2 separate regions of the Homo sapiens genome follow, and region 2 is linked to region 1. A link is an interaction called in ENCODE POLR2A ChIA-PET data of the cell type or tissue named here. Cell type or tissue: MCF 10A. All regions are shown on one strand. Region 1 overlaps ANKFY1 (ankyrin repeat and FYVE domain containing 1). Region 2 has its middle 18 kb from the start of CYB5D2.

Region 1 (2,500 bases):
CTTAACCTTATTAGAAAATGAGGCCAGGCATGGTGGCTCACACCTGTGATCCCAGCACTTTGGGGGGCCGCAGTGGGTGGATCACCTGAGGTCAGGAGTTCAAGACCGGCATGGCCAACGTGGCAAAACCCCATCTCTACTAAAAATACAAAAATTAGCCAGGCGTGGTGGCGGGCACCTGTAATCCCAGCTACTCAGGAGGCTGAAGCAGGAGAATCACTTGAGCCCAGGAGGTGGAGGTTGCAGTGAGCTGAGATCACACCACTGCACTCCAGCCTGGGTGACAGAGTGAGGCTCTGTCTCAAAAAAAAAAAAGAAAATGAGATAAAAGATAGTAATTCAACTCAAAAAGAAAAAATAATTCAAAGGAATTTCAAAGAAAGATTTAATACAGATAAAAAGAAATTATTGAATTGGCTAAATATAAATAAAAATTAAAAGAACAATGAACCTAAACCAAATCTGCAATAAGCCAACACAAACACAAACTTAACATAACCAAAGATTGGTGAGAAAAACCCAAAAGCAGTATGAGGATTAAGTAAAGAATATAACCGCAGATAAAATAGATTATTTTGAGCTCTGAGAGAATCTTTGGGCATGGGACTCAGCTGCTGGCAGGAGGCCACAAGGCTGTTTGAGTGTCCTCATGACATGGCCGCTAACGTTCCCCCAAAATGAGCAATCCAAAAGAGAGAGCTAGGAAGAAGCCACAGTGCCTTCGATGAAGCCATCTCTCAAGTCACATGCTGCCACTTCTACCACACTCCATTCATTAGAGGTGAATCAGCCTATACTGAAGAGGAGAATTTGAATCCACCTTTGCAGGGAGAAATAGCAAAGAATTTGTGAGCATATTCTTTTTTACTCCTTTTTGTGAGCATATTCTAAACTTCCCGTGGATGTCATCGAAGGAACACAGTATGATTTAATACTGAAACTGAACAGCCTTAACCTAGTAGTTCACACAGTAGCCAACAGATGTTGAATATTGCTGTGCTTCTCTTAAAAATTTAAATAGCACACAGCTCCCCGAGTACACAGTTTGGGAAACTATGCCCTTTCCACTGCAGAGTGCAAGCTTTCCAGATGGTGCTTCAGGGGATAGCTTTCCCAACCAGAGTGAAAAGGAATAAAGGAGGATGTTTTCTGCTGTTTGGAATGGCTTGACACTATCCAGGACACATTCCAGGAGAGCTGAATGACTCATACCCTGAGCCCTTATGCCAAGGAACTGTAAGATCTTTGCTTGAGAAAGTATGCAACAAACTCTAGCTTCAAAACAGCCATTCTAATCCATTGGAACCTCTCATCGTGTCAGCTGCTACTGGTAAAGTGCTACAGAGAGGCCATAAACAGATCATTTTGCTAGAAGCAAATTGCTTTACTTCACCAAGAAGTAAATATAATACTTTCCTTGTGGACTCAGATTTGTTATGCTTTGCTGAGCTAACAGTCATATTCTTTCTCTTCCCACTTGGTCAATCAGTATCTTTATAAACTTTTATCTTTTATTCTTTTTTATTAGGGTTTAACAGACAAAAATTATATAGAGTTAATGTATGACATGTTTTGATATATGTATGCACTATGAAATGGTTATAAGCTAATTAACATATCACTTCATATATTTAAAGATACCTTAGTAAGAAATAAAAAAGCAAATTTCTACTTTGTTTACATTTTCAGATACTTTCATACTTTGAGAAAAGCTGCAGAGCATCCCCATATGCCCTTTACTCATCTTCCCCTATTATTAATACAGCTTATATAACCATAGTACAATGATCAAAATTAGGTAACTACGTAATACATACAATACCAATACCATTAACTAATTATAGGCCCTATTTTGCCAATTTTACCAGTAATACCCTTTTTATGGCCAGAATCCAACTGAGGATTCTACACTGCATTCAGTGTTAGTCTCACCCAATCTGTAATACTTCCTAAACCATTCTTGTTTTTCATAACCTTGACATGTTTGAGAAACACTCTGGCTGATTATTTTGAGAAATGTCCCTCAATTTGGGTCTGATGTTTTCTCATGAGTAGATTGAGGTTATGCATTAATGGCAAAAATCCTATACAAGAGCCAGGCAGAGTGGCTCATGCCTGAAATTCCAACACTTTGGGTAGCCAAGGCAGGAGGATCATCTGAGCCCAGGAGTTTGAGACCAGCCTTGGCAACACAGCAAGAGCCCATCTCTATTAAACAATTAGCCAGGGATGGTGGTGAACACCTGTACTCCCAGCTACTTGAGAGGCTGAGGTGGGAGGATCTCTTGAGCCCAGGAGTTCAAGGCTTCAGTGAGCCGCGATAGTGTCACTGCATTCCAGCCTGGGCGACACAGTGAGACCCTATCTCAAAAACAAAAAAAGAATCCTACAGAAGTGATTGTGCCTTCATCAGTGGATCATATCAGGTACAAACATTTCACTTTTTTGAACAAGGTATGATTCATATATCCAAACACCTTTAAAGTGTATATAATGCCTG
Region 2 (2,500 bases), 69 kb before region 1:
CCACGACTCGGCTCTGTGCCCCTATATCCACAACTCAGCGCTGTACCCCTACATTCACGCAACTCAGCTCCGTACCCCTATAATCCACTTTACTCAGTGCCGTACCCCTATAATCCACATTACTCAGCGCTGTACCCCTATATCTACATGACTCAGAGCCTTACCCCATATCCATGTGACTCAGCTCCTCACCCCTATATCCACGTGACTCAGCACCATGCCCCTATAATCCACTTTACTCAGCGCTGTACCCCTATATCCACCGCACCTAGCGTGTGGGAAGTTCGTGCAGAGTTGTTTCTTTTTTTGAGACAGGGTCTTACTCTGTTGCCCAGGCTGGAGTGCAGTGGCGTGATCATAGCTCACTGCAGCCTTGACCTCCCGGGCTCAAAAAGATTCTGCCACTTCAGCCTCCCGAGTAGCTGGGATGATGGGCACGTACCAGCATGCCCGGCTAGTTTTTTATTTTTGTAGAGATGGGGTTTTACCTTGTTGCCCAGCCTGGTCTCCAACTCCTGGGCTCAAGCAATCTGCCCACCTCGGCCTCCCAAAGTGCTGGGATTACAGGCGTGAGCCACCGCACTTTTTGGAGATAAGGCAATAAAGGCACATAGAACTTAAGTCACTGAGCATGGACCTGAGCCTAGAACTCAAAGCTCTGGATGCCTGATTCGGTGCCATTTTCACTCCTCCATATTTCTGTATGTCTCTGCCCTCCCTGGGGCAGGACCAGGAGCAGACAGAAAGAAGAGCTGAAATTAGGATTTTCTTCTGAGTTCTAGGCAGTCCCTGAGCTCAGTGCTGAGACTTCTCTATTAACCAGAAACAGCCCCCAACTCCATGCTAACTGGAAACTAGTTACTGCCCATGATTTAGTCCTCCTTAGTCATTCAGCAAATAACTTACCAAGAACCTACTATGTGCCAGGCATCACGTTAGGGTTGGGTGGTCGAGGAAGCAAGGCTTCCGACCTCAGGGGGCTTATAGTATGGTGGAATAAACCCAGTAGAGCAGCCAGAGGCTGTCCTTGCGGTAGGAATGCAGGGAGAGTGTGAGGGCCAGGTCCCAAGATGTTCTGATCCTTCAAAAAACAAACAAACAAAAAGGAGCATTAGTCATTCCAGCCAGCTGCGGGCTCTGGCCGTGCCTAGAGGGTACCTGATCTCTGACTGATGCAAGAGCCCTGCGTGCAGGCTCCAGGACAGACTTGGCTGGCTTCAGCAGCCTGCTCTGTTCCTTGCTCAGTTGAGAATTCATTTCCTTTTTGATACTTACCTTATGGTACTTACCTTCCTACTTAATCTGGTAACACATCTCTCATGTCAGGGCAAAGGATTCAGCAAAGAATTAGGTTCAGCAAGAGTAGGTTGTCATTTTAATGGCCTGAAGGGCTCAGCCATGAGAAGCTGGTAATTACTGGAGAAATGCCTGGCCTTTCCCTCTCCAGTACAGGTGGCCCTGGGCAAAACCATGGGGGAGGAAGGGCAAGGCCCTGATGGAAGCCACAGATAAGCTCAGCTTAGGCTGAGCATGCAGTTAGACTTGCTGGCAGAAGGAAGGGAAGGAGAAAACATACATATTGGGCAACTATGCTGGGCCAGGCCTTGTTCTCATTTAATCTCTATGCCTGCCTTGAGAAGTTCCCATTTTATGGCCCAGAAAAGGGGCATAAATATCTCCCCACCTCTTCTAATAGTTACATCAACCGTCGGGTGACAGAGCTGGGCTTTGTGATGCGAGTCTGATCTCTGCCACACCAGTGAGCACAGTGTCAAGGCAAAGCCTTTGCAGCTGCACTCCACTCCAACATTGTGAAGGAGGCCGGGCGCTTATAATCCCAGCACTTTGGGAGCCCAAGGTGGGCGGATCTCTTGAAGCCAGGAGTTCGATGGAGGCCAGCCCGGCCAACATGGTGAAACCCCATCTCTACTAAAATACAAAAATTAGCTGGGTGTGGTGGTACGCATCTGCAGTCCTAGCTACTGGGGAGGTGGAGGCTGCAGTGAGCCGAGATCACACCACTGCACTCCAGCCTGGGCGACAGAGAGAGACTCTCCCAAAACAAACAAACAAAACCCAAAAATAAAGAAGTCATCTTGAAAGAAGTTTCAACATTTGCCTTTTCATTCTGAGATTACAGTTTTCTATAAACATCTAAGAGTGAAGAGTCTGACGTTTTTTGGTCACAGCTGAGCCACTGCGTGACCCCCGCCCCGCCCCACACTCACTTTGCTCTAGGCAAAGCTGTACTCTGAAAGCTGGCCCCAATGGGGAGGTTAGGACTGTGCCTGCTCAGAAGTCTGTGGGTGCCTCAGAGAAGGGCAACAACCCTAGGCTGGACCCTAGCCTTGAGAGTACTTCCTACTGCCAGAGCCCCCAGATTTCTTCCGGTGGCAGCAGATACTGCCAGAAGAGCCTGCGGTGCACACACCAGAATCCGGGTACTTGGATGAGAAGGACACATTACTGATCACCTTCCTCCAGGCAACCCTGTCAGTTA

The links. Peaks named below come from ENCODE experiments on the same cell type or tissue, not always from the same donor. Only the 100,000 strongest peaks of a DNase experiment are listed, where the experiment ranks them.
Region 2: POLR2A ChIA-PET joins it to region 1 with 6 read pairs; 1 of 35 experiments calls an interaction of 5 or more read pairs at or near these places.

What each region holds. Positions count from the first base shown.
Region 1 is chr17:4,229,121-4,231,620 of GRCh38, forward strand. The region is part of intron 3 of ANKFY1 (ankyrin repeat and FYVE domain containing 1); the gene reads right to left. Among named protein-coding and RNA genes, the nearest start is that of ANKFY1, 34 kb to the right of the region's middle. In MCF 10A, no CTCF peak of the experiment used is centred here; a DNase peak (open chromatin) is centred at 1,201.
Region 2 is chr17:4,160,301-4,162,800 of GRCh38, forward strand. No RefSeq gene overlaps it. Among named protein-coding and RNA genes, the nearest start is that of CYB5D2, 18 kb to the left of the region's middle. In MCF 10A, a CTCF peak has its summit at 938; DNase peaks (open chromatin) are centred at 1,151 and 1,491.